2 separate regions of the Homo sapiens genome follow, and region 2 is linked to region 1. Evidence: read pairs that join two places in POLR2A ChIA-PET (ENCODE). Cell type or tissue: IMR-90. All regions are shown on one strand. Links, peaks and the distances in the headings refer to the core of each region. The heading gives the core; the rest is flanking DNA. Region 1 has its middle 160 kb from the start of MUSK. Region 2 overlaps MUSK (muscle associated receptor tyrosine kinase).

Region 1 (7,996 bases), core at 2,647-5,146:
AGTAATTTCTACTTATTCATGAACTTTCATTTTTGTAATATAATGTAGTGGTGGCATAGCAGAGTAGTTAGGAGACTGTATTCTGAAGACAGATTGCCTGAATTTAAGTCCCAATTCTACTGTTTACTAGTTATACAATTTAGGCAAGTTTCTCGACCTCTCTCTACCTCAGTTTTCTCATCTGTATAGTGGGGCTATTCACTTCTACCATACAGCATTGTTGCAAGAATACAATAGATTACGGAAGTGAAGTATTGGTATGATGCCTGGAGTGATGGGGTGGTGATGGGCTCAAGGAAGTGGGATTTCTTTTTGGGGTGATGAAAGTGTTCCAGAATTGACTGTGGTGATTAATGTACAACTCTGTCAATATGCCAAAAGCCATTGCATTGTACAATTAAAAATGGTTGCATTGTATTATATGTTGATGCCCAAAAAATATTAGCTAAGAATATTAATATTGATAATATTTAATGTTGTGATTGAAAGCTTGGGTTTTATAACAGTGTTGTGTAGTAAGCTCAACCACTTGCTAGTTGTATGATGTCAGGCAATTTACGTAACCTCTTATGTGTTCCCTCATTGTAAAATGAAAATAGTAATAGTGTCTACCTTTTGGGTTGTTATGAAAAACAAATATATTAATACATTTAAAGCACTAAGAACAGTGGCTGTCAAATAGCAAGTTTCTAGTAAACGTTAACTTTCATTAAAAATGTTGGGTAACATTCATTTAGGATTTAAAATTTCTTTTTTTCTAAAATTTTTTTAAAATCTTTTTTTTTTCTAAATTATATTGGTTCCTCGTTCTTTTGTTTTTTGCTTTTTAAAAATAATCTCTTCTTGTAACAAAGGAGATACTCTATTATTGTGTATCTGCTTAAGAAATTATAAGCCAAACAAGAAATCAAATAATCCCACAACCACATTGTTCTGAAATAGTCACTGTTACCATTTTTATAGGCTTTTTCCTTCTCACTCTCATTCTCTTTCTTCCCAGAAATATATGTGTGTGTTATGTGTTTCGTTACATGTTATAAATTAAAATGTATATTACATGTAATATATCTATTAATGTGTACTGAATATAACACAATTTACAGGAGTAATTCACAAAATGAGTTTGTACCCCATAACTTGTATTACCTGATTTTAAAAATCAGTGATCTATTGTGAACATCTTTTCGTATCATTAAATATCCTCTAATTCTTTTAAAGAATGAGTGACAGTCCCTGTGATGTGCCATAATTAACAAGCAATTATATACTGATAACTTCAGGGTGTTTCCAATGCATGTTATTACACACCATACTAACATATAGCGTAATACTTCAAATACTAAAAAATATCAGTTTAAATGCCTAAACATATCTATATTTTGTTCTATTTTATTATTTGGTTCTTTATATTTAAGGTATCTGGGGATTATTTTGGTTTGTGTAAATTGGTCAGCTCACCATCTAGTCCTCCTCCTTCTAATGCCCTTCCTTGCACTGCACAGGCTGGAAAACTGAAACCTGCAGTTTCCATACATCTGTGTAACTAGTGTGGCTGATGTGACTTAGATTTTGTGGATCAAATGTACTTGAGTGAGATTTGATTTGGCAAATGAGTTGTGCAGAAACTAGCAAGGGCAGTGTGGCTTCAGACCTAGCCACTGCAGAAGAAATTTAGCAAGTTGGCACCAACTTTCCTAGCCCAGACCTACCATGTGGCTTTGGGAGCTGTTCCTGGAAGTACAGCCTATAGTCTCTTTTTTCTTTTTTTTTTTTTTTTTCCATTTCTCTTAATGATTCCGTAAGCCCTTTAGTACCATGTAATAAATTTCCTTCTGCTTAAACTAGCTAATGAATACACCGGGTTTTTGCAATTGACCTTGACAGATATATAATGGTTCTAACTTATTTTTTCCCAAGTATAATTCACTAATCCATCTTGTTCTCACTGATTTGAAATGTAAACTTTACCACACTTCATTCCTTTCAGATTTATCATATTAATCTGTTTTTAAAAACTGACTTTTTCTTGTTTATTCTACTGCCAGTACTACACTTTTTTGATTACTGTAGCTTTATGGTAATCTTTAAAATGTGTTTCGGTAAGTGCCCCCATTAATCCAACCTTTTATAAGCCCCATAGGCTTTTCTTCCAGATGAATATTTTGTCAAGTTCTAGATATATCTTTGCTGAATTTTAATTATGTTCAGGAAATAACATACATCTAATAATATCAATTATCCCATCTCAAGACATCTTTCTCTATTTAAACCACTTTTACTTTTATAATTAAAATTTAGGGGGCTTTTTTGGGGTTGCTGTTGCTAATTATATACTTCTTACACATTTATTTTCATGCTCACCAGTGGGATCATTCCCAGATTTTTTGTAACTTTGAGAGTAACATAATATATATATTTTAACAAGCTTTATTTAGAATATATTGAATGGTACCTATTTATTTTTAACTACCTACTCACCTGAACTCTTTGATGTTTCATAATCTTCAGTTACTCATTGGCTAGCAGTGTAGTCAGTTCTATAAAATGATAATTTCCTCCATTATAATTCTTAAACCTCATCTTATTATGTAAAGTTATGATTAATACATTGTGGTAGATTAGGTGTCCTTTAGATGGATCAGCTTTGGACACCAGTGGGATCCTCAAGAAATCTTTATGGGTTGGGCAGTTTCCTTCAGACCTAAAAGGTATCTACCATGCTCTGCTCCTTTTCAACTATGATGCAGCACAAACTTATCCATCCTTCTGTCCATTCATTCAAAGATCCCCTTGCTTAGCATGATCTTACTGTTCCATATTTAGCCATAAATGATCTCATCATTTTTTCCAATGGAAGAGAATCCAAATTTATATCAATAGGAGCCCCTGTTCTCTGAGTCCAGATCTCTTGGTAGTATCCATCCTTTCTATATTTCTGTGGCAAAGACAGTGTGCTATTTCTGAGTACACCAGTTATTAGAATATAAAAAAGAATTTGTAAAGAATTGAAAGAATGAAAACATCAAGTTAGTAAAAATGGAGGGAAACAGGCACCTGTCATTGGGTAAATGAATCCCATGTACTTTCTGGAGAACTACTTGGCAATATGCTTCCACATCTTTGTAATGTACAAATGCTATGTTAATAAAAATTATTTGGTTACAATTAACAGGAAACAACAAAGAAGAGGGGTTGGAGAGTTTACTACAAGAATGCAGAAGTATCATAGGCAATCCAATAGCAGAGTTACAACTGGGCTTTGAAACAGGATTAGAACCAGGATAAGAGAAGTGTCAAGAGCTTAGTCCTTCAGCTTCATGTCTTTGTCCCCTGTGGTTCTGTTTACCTGTACTTGTCTGTTCATATTTTTTTTTGCCATGGATACCCATCATATATTCTTCCAAATTCTACGTCCTTGACTACCTATGTTCCTCTTTGACCCTGGTGTTTAGGCTCCCTGTGTAGTCATTTGGTGTTCTGAGCTCCCAATTTTCAGCTTCAGCCTGTCCTCAGTTTGGCCAACGTTTACACTTTGCCATTCTGTCTGTCTTCTCCCAGGTGTCTGATCTTAGTTTTGGGCTTTGTTCATACTTGCTTAGCAATAAGCTGTATCTGGCATTTTATCACTAAAGTGTCTAAAACTACTGCTTCAATATAGAGATTAGTGACTTTTAAAACCTTTTTTTCTTTGATGCCATTGATTCCAAAATAAATTCCATTGGTCAATTCCATTCATTCTCAGAATAAATTACTGACCTCTGCCCTCCCCCCACCCCGCCCCATAATTAGGGTAAGTGTTAGAAAGGAGCTTTTTTACTCGTTTTGGTGTGGAGTACTTAAAAGAGAAATAGGATTTATTCAAGCATCATTCTGGTTTGGGGCTACCAGTCTCTGCCCTAGGATACTAAGGATGCAAACCAGCTGGGTCTCATTTCAGGTTTCTTGGCTTATAATAACAAATGATTCAGCTTGTGATTTTATAAAACAATGATGATACAGGAGTGCTGGAAAGGTAAGAGTGTGGTCCCTTTAAATGATAAGGAATGGGGGAACAGATGTGCTGGGTAGAGACGGGGGTGGCCCCTGGTTAGGGCTCCATCCCCGCAGACCTAGGTGAGTACTAGCACTTCTGCCTTCTTGCCCTAATGTTGCATTTTCCAAGACCACCCTGGCCCGTCACGCCCCCATCCTGGGCCTATAAAAACATGAGACCCTAGCAAGGCAGAGACACAAGCGGCAGGACGTCCTGAGGAGCACATTGGAGGAAGAAGACGCAAGCGGCTGGTCGTTGAGAGGACGTTGAGAGGAGCACGTCGGCAGAAGAGCATATAGAACAGACACAGGCACCGGCCCGCCGGCCGGGCATCCACCGGTGGGACCAGTGGAGTTCGGTGGGCAGTCGGAGGAGAGCGGCCCCCGAGCCCCTCAACTCCAGGAGAAAACCATCTCCCTTCTGGCTCCCCCATCCGCTGAGAGCTACTTCCACTCAATAAAGCTTTGCACTCATTCTCCAAGCCCACGTGTGATCTGATTCTTCGGGTACACCAGGCCAGAACCCAGGATACAGAAAGCCCTGTGTCCTTGTGACAGGGTAGAGGGTCTAATTGAGCTGGTTAACACAAGCCACCTATAGACGGCAAACTAAGAGAGCACCCTGTAACACAGGCCTACTGGGGCTTCAGGAGCCTACACATTCACCCCTAGACACTGCCGTGGGATCGGAACCCCACGGCCTGCCAGTGTGTGTGCTCCTCTAGAGGTCTGAGCAGCAGGGCACTCAAGAAGCGAGCCACACCCACATCGCATGCCCTGTGGGAGGGACAAGGGAACATTTCCCCCTTCAATGAGTCAACCCAAACTAAGGAGTAAAGTAAAGCGCTTGTGTTTAGTAACCTTCGTCATCACAACTACCACCACCCCTTTCCATGTGCATATAGGTGGCTTGTGTTAACCAGCTCAATTAGACCCTCTACCCTGTCACAAGGACACAGGGTTTTCTGTATCCTGGGTTCTTGCCTGGTGTACCCGAAGAATCAGATCACACGTGGGCTTGGAGAATGAGTGCAAAGTTTATTGAGTGGAAGTAGCTCTCAGCGGATGGCGGAGCCAGAAGGGAGACGGTTTTCTCCTGGTGTGTTCCTTTTTTTTTTTTTTTTTTTTTTTTTTTTTGTCTTAGACGGAGTCTCAATCTGTCGCCCAGGCTGGAGTGCAGTGGCGCGATCTCCGCACACTGCAAGCTCCGCCTCCTGGGTTCAAGCAATTCTCTGCCTCAGCCTCCTGAGTAGCTGGGATTACAGGCGCCGCCACCTCTGCGGTGTGTTTCTATTGTTAGTTACCCATCCTTATTACTAGGTTATTGGTTAAATCTTGAGCCTGGAGTGATCACTACTAGTCTGTTCTACCCTGGACAACATGTTGCATGGAATATCCTATCTTAGTTACTTCTCTATTTTAGACAACACAAGATAATTTTACAGAACTCCCTGGCTTGCAACGGAATCAGTTTACTCTCTATGGAAATTCTTACTGTGACTTTATGATTTCATCCATGTTTTCCATTATTCTGGCTTTTGGAGGGTTATTTTTTGCTATCTGTGAATTGTAGGGTTGATAGAATTCTGTCTGCTGTATAATGTTAATTATTCTGAGGAAAAATGCCATCTAAAAAATTACTGACATTGTGGTGGGAGAGGGTTAGAGACTTCTTTGGTTTTCCGCCAGGAAAAGGATATCTTTTAAATTGGATGCTTTTTGAAAGACTTGCCCTCATCAATCAGAAAATCTTTCCTCCATGTTCACTTTCTGTTTACCAATGTTTAACATCCCTGGACAGCAGGAGGTAGAGTTAAAAGCTATGCACTGATAGCCTTTCTGAGATAATTCTGCTGTTTTCCTAAAAATGAAAAGCTTCATTAACTAGTGTCCAAACTATTTATGGTTCTAATCATCACATCATTGCATGGACTGATTTTTTAAATATTAACATGTGTGGAGAAAATATTTCTAAGAAACAAGACAGGATACTTAATACAATAATAATAATCTACTTTTAAGTATGCTAGCAACTAATGAATATAGCAATCTAAAGTCATTAAGAATGTTTCTCATTCATTCCTGATAGTAGTTTTCCAAAAGACTCTTAGTAGTTACCCTTATTTGAGCACTAAAAGGGCTTTAGAAAAATCAGCCATTAAAAATTGGCTCTGATTAACAGGCTTTCTCCTTTCTCAAACAACCGAGTGAAGTTTTATAGTGTTGATTATTTTGGGGATTAGTTAATTTGCCAATTGTGGTTAACAGATATTTTGTAAGGAAAATTAATTGCTTTATTCTCATAACTAGTATTTTTTCCCACAGCCTTACAATTTTAATTTCTTTGGTTTTGGTGAACTATTCAGTACACATACTCTCCTAATCTTCTCATATGTGTGTCAGCTGCTGGTCCCTATCCAAATGCTGAACTCATTTGACTAAGCACCGCCAGGGCCTTTTCTGTGTGATTTCCCGCCTCCCTTCCCCATTTCTTGGGACATGAGACTTCTATTTCTCCTGAATGCCTCTGTCTGGGAAAGATTATCTTGGCAAAAAAAAAGGGGGACTTTGGGAAATAAGAGAAGGCAGATTCTTTGTTGCCAAGCAGAAGTAGTGCCTCACTGACTTCAGAGAAATGTGGGTAGGAGAACTGGGAAGCTCAGGGCGTCCCTCAGTCTTTAGAAAGTGTAAGTGATCTCATTCCTTTCCTTAAATGATTTCAGTCCCACAAAGCAAAGAAAGATGCCTGAGAGCTTGACATTCGAGCTGATCAGTCTTATTTTTACATAGCCTCAGATACGTGATTTGCGGGCACTAAGATGATGTTACCGAGCACTCAAAAATGAGCCATTTCATGTATTTGTCCAGTCTGTGAAACTTTGTTACCATAGCACATTACATGGTTGTCCTAGCCAGCAGAGTGGTGTTTAAATGGTATGCACTGGGGGACAGACCAGTTGTTAAAATGTTGAAATATTTCAGGGATCCTCTGGGTCTTCCTTGGGTCCACTAAAATGTCATCTGGCAAGAGGGGGCCTCCAGGCCTTCTATGGATGACAGTCTTTCTAATCTGTCCGTGTCTGGGGCATATCAATTAGTAAATTCTTTGATCATCTATCCTAATACCAATCTTCATTCCAATTATTCCTTCCACCAACCCATTTATTCATTTTTAATTCATTCAAATTTAATTTATTCAAATTTAATTTATTCAACAAATGCTTCCTAATTACCTGCTAATGGCTAGGCATTGTTGCAGATGCTAGAGAAACACTAGTGAATAATATGGACAAGGTCCCTGATCCAGTGGTGCTTTCATTCTAGTAGAGGAAACAAACAATAAACATGAGCACAATGATATAAACAAGATAATTTCATTAATGGTGGGTGATATGTTTTGGCTCTCTGTCCCCACCCGAATCTCATCTTGAATTATACTCCCATAATTCCCACGTGTTGTGGGAGGGACCCAGTGGGAGATAATTGAATCATGGGGGCACTTTCCTTCATACTGTTCTCGTGACAGTGAATAAGTCTCATGAAATCTGATGGTTTTATAAAGAGTTCCCCTGCACAAGCTCTCCCTCTTTTTGCCTGCTGCCATCCATGCGAGACATGACTTGCTCCTTCTTGCCTTCGGCCATGATTGTGAGGACTCCCCAGTCATGTGGAACTGTAAGTCCATTAAACCTCTTTCTTCTGTAAAGTGCCCGGTCTCAGGTATTTCTTTATCAGCAGCGTGAAAATGGACGAATACAATGGGTGCTGTGAAGGCAGTATGAAGGGGTAGCCTGCCCCTCCACACCTGTGGGAGTTTCTCGTCAGGTGGAATGAGAGACTTGAGAAAAGAAAGAGACACAGAGACAAAAGTATAGAGAAAGAAAAGTGGGCCCAGGGGAGCTGCGCTCAGCATACGGAGGACCCGTGCTGGCACAGGTCTCTGTGTTCCCTCAGTATTTATTGG
Region 2 (7,996 bases), core at 1,828-4,327, 110 kb after region 1:
GATAATAACAAGCAGAGACACAAAAGATATGATAAACTCAAGCTTGGACAAGGTCAAGTGAAGAATTAATGAATCAGAAGATGGCACTTAAGCCATCATACAGCCCTGAGGCCAGAGAGAAAGATGGACAGAAATGTGAAAGATTAACTAAAAGATGGGAAGAACAGATTTAGAGCTCTAATATATGCTTACAGGAGTGTGAGCAGTAGAGAAGAGAAGGAAGAGCAGAGAGGTTATATTTGAAGACATAGTGGTGGAGATTTTCTAGGCTTGAAGCAATACATGAAACCCCAGATCAGTTAAAGTGGTGGCTTTTAAAACTCGAAATTCATTGAATCACTTATGAAGTTTAAGCAAGCAAACAAACAAACAATTAAATGCCAGACACACAATTTAGGTTACTGAATCAAAATTTTTTGCCTGTGTTTTGGGGATGAGTATTTTTCAGAAGTACTTGAAGACTGCCTTTCAAGTGGCACTGGGATTGCATAGGAGGATTAATACAAACAATTTGACATTGTTGTAGTTTTTAAAATTTTTTCATTTCTGAGATTTTGGTGCACCCATCACCTGAGCAGGGTAAACTGTACGTAATATATAGTCTTTTATCCCTCATCCCCCTTCCACTCTTTTCCCCTGAGTCCCCAAAGTCTAATGTGTCGTTCTTATGCCTTTGCATCCTCATTATCTTAGCTCCCACTTATGCATGAAAACATACAATGTTTGGTTTTCCATTCCTGAGTTACTTCACTTAGAATAATGATCTCCAATTCCAACCAGGTTGCTGTGAATGCCATTATTTCATTCCTTTTTATGGATAAGTAGTATTCCATGGTATGTATGTGTGTGTGTGTGTGTGTGTGTGTGTGTATGTATATGTAGTAGTATTCCATGGTGTGTGTGTATATGTATGTATGTGTGTGTATTTATATGTCTCACATTTTCTTTATCCACTGGTTGATTGATGAGCATTTGGGCTGGTTCTATATTTTTGCAATTGCAAATTGTGCTGCTATGAACATGCATGTGCAGGTATCTTTTTTGTATAATCACTTCTTTTCCTCTGGGTACATGCCTAGTAGTGGGATTGCTGGATCAAATGGTAGATCTACTTTTAGTTCTTTAAAGAATCACCACACTGTTTTCCATAGTGGTTGTACTAGTTTACGTTCCCAACAACAATATAAAAGTGTTCCCTTTTCACCACATCCCATGCCAACATCTATTATTTTTTATTATAGCCATTCTTGCAGGAGTAAGGTGATATCACGTTGTGGTTTTGATTTGCATTTCCCTGATAATTAGTGATGTGGAGCATTTTTCCATGCTTGTTGGCCATTTGTATATCTTCTTTTGAGATTGTCTGTTCATGTCCTTAGCCCACTTTTTGATGGGATTTTTTTTTTCTTGCTGTTTCAGTTCTTTGTAGATTCTGAATATTACTCCTTGGTCAGATCCATTATTTGCAAAATTTTCTCCCACTCTGGGGGTTGTCTGTTAACTCTGCTGATTATTTCTTTTGCTGTACAGAAGCTTTTTAGTTTAATTAAGTCCCATGTTTTTTTTTTTCTTCCCATGATGGTGTCTCGCTCTGTTGCCCAGGCTGGAGTGCAGTTGCACTATCTAGGATCACTGCAACCTCCACCTCCCAGTTTCAAGTGATTCCTCTGCCTCAGCCTCCAGGGCAGCTGAGACTACAGGCACGTACCACCACACCCAGCTAATTTTTGTATTTTTAGTAGAGATGGGGTTTCACCATATTGGCCAGGCTGGTCTTCAACTCCTGACCTTAAGTGATCTGCCAGCCTTGGCCTCCCAAAGTGCAGGGATTACAGGCATGAGCCAATGCACCCGGCCAAGTCCCATCTATTTTTCTTTGTTTTTGTTGCATTTGCTTTTAGTTCTTGGTTATGAAGTCTTTGCCTAAGCCAATGTCTAGAAGAGTTTTTCTGATGTTATCTTCTAGAATTTTTATGGTTCCAGGTCTTCAATTTAAGTCCTTGATCTATCTTGAGTTGATTTTTGTAAAAGGTGAGAGGTGAGGATCCAGTTTCATTCTTCTACATGTGGCTTGCCAATTATCCCAGCACCATTTATTGAATAGGGTGTCCTTTCCCCACTTTATACTTTTGTTTGCTTTGTCAAAGATCGGTTAACTGTAAGTATTTGGCTTCATTTCTGGGTTCACAATTCAGTTCCACTGATCTCTGTGCCCATTTTTATACCAGTACCATGCTGTTTTGGTGTCTGTGGCGTTGTAGTATGGTTTGAAGTTGGGTAAGGTAATGCATCCAGATTTGTTCTTTTTGCTTAGTCTTGCTTTGGCCATGTGGGCTCTTTTTAGGTTCCATATGAATTTTAGGATTGCTTTTTCTAGTTCTGTAAAGAGTAATCGTGGTATTTCCATGGGAATTGCATTGAATTATAGATTGCTTTAGGCAGTATGGTCATTTTCACAATATTGATTCTACCTATCTATGAGCACGGGATGTGTTTCCATTTCTTTGTGCCATCTATGATTTCTTTCAGCAGTATTTTGTAGTTTTCCTTGTAGAGGTCTTTCACCTCCTTGGTTAGATATATTCTTAAGTATTTTATTTTATTTTTGTAGCTATTGTAAAAGCAGTTGAGTTCTTGATTTGATTTTCAGCTTGGTCACTGTTGCTGTATAGGAGAACTACTGATTTGTGTACATTAATTTTGTATCCTGAAACTTTGCTGAATTCATCTACCAGTTCTAAGAGTTTTTTGGATGAGTCTTTAGGGTTTTCTAGGTATAAGATTATATCATCAGCAAACAGTGACATTCTGACTTCCTCTTTACTGATTTGGATGCCCTTTATTTCTTTCTCTTGTCTGATTGCTCTGGCTAGGACTTCCAGTACTATGTTGAATAGAAGTGGTGAAAGTGGGCATCCTTGTCTTGTTTCAGTTCTCAGGGGTAACACTTTCAGCTTTTCCCCATTCAGTATAACGTTGGCTGTGGGTTTGTCATAGATGGCTTTTATTACCTTAAGGTATGTCTTTTCTATGCTGATTTTGCTGAGGGTTTTAATCATAATGGGATGCTTAATTTTGTCAAATGCTTTTTCTGTGTCTACTGAGATGATCGTGATTTTTGTTTTTGATTCTGTTTATGTGGTGTATCACATTTATTGAGTTACATATGTTAAACCATCCCTGCATCCCTGGTATGAAACCCACTTGATCATGGTAGATTATATTTTTGGTATGTTGTTGGATTCAGTTCACTAGTACTTTGTTGAGAATTTTTGCATCTGTGTTCATCAGGTGTATTGGTCTGTAGTTTTCTTTTTTGGTTATGCTCTTTCCTGGTTTAGTATTAGGGTGATACTGCCTTCATAGAATAATTTAGGGAGGATTCCCTCTTTGTCTATCTTGTGGAATAGTGTCAATAGGATTGGTACCAATTCTTCTTTGAATGTCTGATACAATTCAGCTATGAATCTGTCTGGTCCTGGACTGCTTTTTCTTGGCAATTTTAAAATTACCATTTCAATCTTTCTGCTTGTTATTGGTCTGCTCAGAGTTTCTACATCTTCCTGGTTTAATCTAGGAGGGTTGTATACTTCCAGGAGTTTATCCATCTCCTCTAGGTTTTCTAGTTTATGTCCATAAAGGTGTTCATATTAGCCTTGAATAATGTTTCATATTTCTGTGATATCAGTTGTAATACCTTCCATTTCATTTCTAATAAAGCTTATTTGAATTTTCTGTCTTCTTTTCTTGGTTAATCTAGCTAATGGTCTATCGATTTTATTTATCTTTTCAAAGAACCAGCTTTTTGTTTCATTTATCTTTTGTATTTTTTTCCATTTCAATTTCATTTAGTTCTGCTCTCATCTTTTATATTTCTTTTCTTCTTCTGCATTTGTGTTTAGATTGTTCTTGTTTCACCAATTGCATGGAGAATTGGAGGTGTGGCCTTGGATTGTCTATATGTGCTTTTTCAGATAATGCTATGAATTTTCCTCTTAGTACCGTTTTTGCTGTATCCCAGAGGTTTTGATAGGTTGTCTCACTATTTGTTACTATTATCGTTCAGTCCAAATAATTTTTAAATTTCCATCTTGACTTCATTGTTGACCCAACAATCATTCAGGAGCAGGTCATTTAATTTCCATGTATTTTCATGGTTTTGAGGGTTCCTTTTGGAGTTGATTTCCAGTTTTATTTCACTGTGGTGTGAGAGAATATTTGATATAATTTCTATTTTCTCAAATTCACTGAGACTTGTTTTGTGGCCTATCATATGGTCTGTCTTGGAGAATGTTCCATGTGCTGATGATTACAATGTATATTCTGCATTTGTTGGGTAGAATGTTCTGTAAATATCTGTTAGGTCCATTTGTTGTAGGGTATAGTTTAATTCCATTGTTTATTTGTTGACTTTCTGTCCTGATGATCTGTCTAGTGCTATCAGTGTAGTATTAAAGTCCCTCACTGTTAGTGTGTTGCCATCTATCTTATTTTTAAGGTCTAGTAATAATTGTTTTATAAATTTGGGAGCTCCAGTGTTAAGGTGTATATATATTTAGGATTGTGATATTTTCCTGTTGAACTAGTGTTTTTATCATTATATAATCTCCCTCTTTGTCTTTCTTAACTGCTATTGCTCTATAGTTTGTTTTGTCTGATATAAGAATAGCGACTCCTGCTCGCTTTTGGTGTCTGTTTGTATGGAATATGTTTTTCTACCCCTTTACCTTAAGTTTATGTTAGTCCTTATGTGTTAGGTGAGTCTCTTGAAGACAGTAGAAACTTGGTTGGTGAAATTCTTATCCATTCTGCTATTCTGTATCTTTTAAGTGGAGCACTTAGGCCATTTACATTCCACGTTAGTATTGAGATGAGAGGTACTATTCTATTCATTGTGCTATTTGTTGCCTGAATACCTTGTTGTTGTTGTTGTTGTTGTTTTCATTGTGTTACTGTTATATAGGTCCTGTGAGATGTAAACTTTAAAGAGGTTCTATTTTGGTGTATTTCCAGAATCTGTTTCAAGATTTAGAGTTCATTTGAGATTGTAGTGCTGGCTTTGTGGTGGCTAATTCAGCATTTGTCTGGAAAGACTGTATCTTTCCTTCATTTATGAAGCTTAGTTTTACTGGATACAAAATTCTTGGCTGATAATTGCTTTGTTTTAGGAGGCTAAAAATAGGACCCCAATTTCTTCTAGCTTGTAGGGTTTCTGCTGAGAAATCTGCTGTTACTCTGATAGATTTTCCTTTATAAGATGCCTGATGCTTTTGCCTCACAGCTCTCAAGATTCTTTTCTTTGTCTTGATTCTAGATAACCTGATAACTATGTGTCTAGGCAATGATTTTTTTGCAATGAATTTCCCAGGTGTTCTTTGAGCTTCTTGTATTCGGATGTCTAGATCTCTAGCGAGGCCAGGGAAGTTTTCCTTGATTATTTCCTCAAATATGTTTTCCAGACTTTTAGATTTATCTTCTTTCTCTTCTTCCTTCCAACTATTCTTAGGTTTTGACTTTTAACATAGTCCTAAACTTCTTGGAGGCTTTGTCCATTTTTAAAAATTATTTTTTCTTTGTCTTTGATGGATTTGGTTAGTTCAAGCCTTGTCTTCAAGCTCTGAAGTTCTTTCTTCTGCTTGTGTGATTCTGTTACTGAGACTTTCTGGTGCATTTTGCATTGACACTATTGTAGTTTTAAAACCTGTCCACAAATTCTCCCTTGGAAAAGTAGAGTATAGTTCCTCTGCTCTCCTTGGAAGTAGGCTGGACTTAGACTCACTTCTAACAAATAGGATGTGGCAGAAGTGACTGTGTGTGGCTTTTGAAGCTAGACCATGAAAAACATTACTAACTCCTCCTTGTTCTCTATTAGATCATCTACTCTTAGGGAAGGAAGGCACCATAGTGTGGGGACACTCAAGCAGCCTGAGGAGAGACCCACATGGGGACAAAGGGAGGCTCTGCACTGGCCAGCATCAATTTATACCAACTTATGAGTCAACCACATTTGAATTAGATCCTTCAGCCCATTCAAGCTTTCAGATGACTGCAGAAGTGGCCAACATCTTTACTGCAAACATAATCCATACATTGGCCTGGGAAAGTCACTCTGTACTTCCTGAGTTATAGAAACTATGAAGTGATAATCGTTTATTGTTTTAAAACATTGAGTTTCTGTGTAATTCGTTACAGAGAAACAGATAACTAATACAGATTCTATGACAAATTATGGTAAAAGTACTGGTAATCAAAGGTAAAAAGACCAGATAGAAGAACTCTGTTACCTACCAAAGAATTATAGTTACAATGACAGAACACTTCTCATCAATTGATGTAAGAAGACATAGGACAACACTGAGGGAAAATATCTGTCAACTTAGATTTCAATGTTCACCTGAATGATCAGGGTAAAATAGTGGCATTTTCAAACATACAAAGACAAAGACAAAGATATCTGCTCACAGATCTAATTGAATGAACTAATGAATAATATGTTTCAGAAATAAGAAATTGGAAACAGAAGAAAAAAGGCACATGAAAATTGAATGATGAACACAGCAATTGGTGGCATATATTGATAGAACTATTTATGGACCATAAAATAATTCAGTGTTTTAAGATAAATAAAATTTTGGATAATGCCAAGGAAAGTGACAGAGGATGAGGGAAGGTGCTGTTAGATAAGATTTTAAAGAATGATAAGATGCTTGCTTTAGTTAAAGAGACTGGAGAAGATCCTACATGATCTTAAACTGTTAGAATTATAGCATCATATATGTATATTAAAATGTAAAAGTAATCACTGAAATATAACATTGTGATCCACAATTTCAAAATCAGCAAAGTGGTTGTGGTGTGGGTTAAAGTGGAGAATTAAAAAAATATATAATGATCTACCAGAAAACAGAAAAGGAATTAAAAAAAGAAGCAGAGAAAAGAAACAGCATAATACATGATAGAAATCGTCTAAAGAATAATAGAAATAAATTTTCAGAATAAATACAAAGACCTACACTTATCTACTAAAAATAAAGTCTTTTGGATTGAATTACAAAAGTATTTATCTATATTCTGCTTACAAGATTGTGGGGAGGTTGGAAGAAAGGGATAGAAGAATACCAAACAAAGAGCACAGGAAAACACAAAACAAAGGAAAAATGTGGTAATGATATTAATATCAAACAATACAGAATTATGCTAAAAGGTATTATAAAAAAGGGATGAAGAGGAACATCATCCAAAGGTTAAAAATGCAATCTGCAGAGGAGGAATTACAACAATAATTAATGTGTATGCACTTAACAATATAATTTCAAAACATATAAAGCCTAAACTTATAGAATTAAGAGAAGATATAAGAAAAGCTGCTAAGGCAAAACTAAAATTCTCCAAATTAAAGCCTATTGAGAGTTTATCGTGAATGTCCCCTGTGAAGGAGAAGGCCAATTTTAAATTATGAGGGCAGCATTCAAAAGGAAGGTCATTTTTTTCAAATATCAAGAAAGGACAAACATAACAGTTGCCTATGATTCCAAATGCAGTTTGGTATTCTGGTACAATATTAATTTATTGAAATAGAAAATTAAAATATAATGTTTATAAATGCTACAGAGTATTTCTCAAAATGGAAAATTATAAATGCTTCTCAGTTTAAGTTATCCTTGCCTCTAAATTTACTTCTCAAATATTAATTTCCTGAGCTTTCTATTACTTTGTGAGAATTTATTTGGTGACAGCATTAATGTTTAAGATGATTTGTGAAAATTTTAGAAAATAAGAAGTGTGTATCAAAAAGAGATGTAAAAATTATTCCAATTATATAAACCACTCTGTTTTTTGCCTTTTAAAAAAGTAGACTGTTTTCTGAAGATCACTTTATTAGGTTAGTGCAAAAAAAGTAATTGCAGTTTTTGCCATTATTTCTTTTGCACCAAGCTAATATTTTCTTTTTTCTTTTTTTTCCCCCAACTTCTATTTTAAGTTCAGGGGTACAAGT

The links. Peaks named below come from ENCODE experiments on the same cell type or tissue, not always from the same donor. Only the 100,000 strongest peaks of a DNase experiment are listed, where the experiment ranks them.
Region 2: POLR2A ChIA-PET joins it to region 1 with 13 read pairs; 3 of 35 experiments call an interaction of 5 or more read pairs at or near these places.

The regions. Positions count from the first base shown.
Region 1 is chr9:110,827,034-110,835,029 of GRCh38, reverse strand. No RefSeq gene overlaps it. Among named protein-coding and RNA genes, the nearest start is that of MUSK, 160 kb to the right of the region's middle. In IMR-90, for the core only: no CTCF peak of the experiment used is centred there; no DNase peak of the experiment used is centred there; H3K27ac peaks cover 279 bases.
Region 2 is chr9:110,716,109-110,724,104 of GRCh38, reverse strand. The region is part of intron 5 of MUSK (muscle associated receptor tyrosine kinase); the gene reads right to left. Among named protein-coding and RNA genes, the nearest start is that of MUSK, 51 kb to the right of the region's middle. In IMR-90, for the core only: no CTCF peak of the experiment used is centred there; no DNase peak of the experiment used is centred there.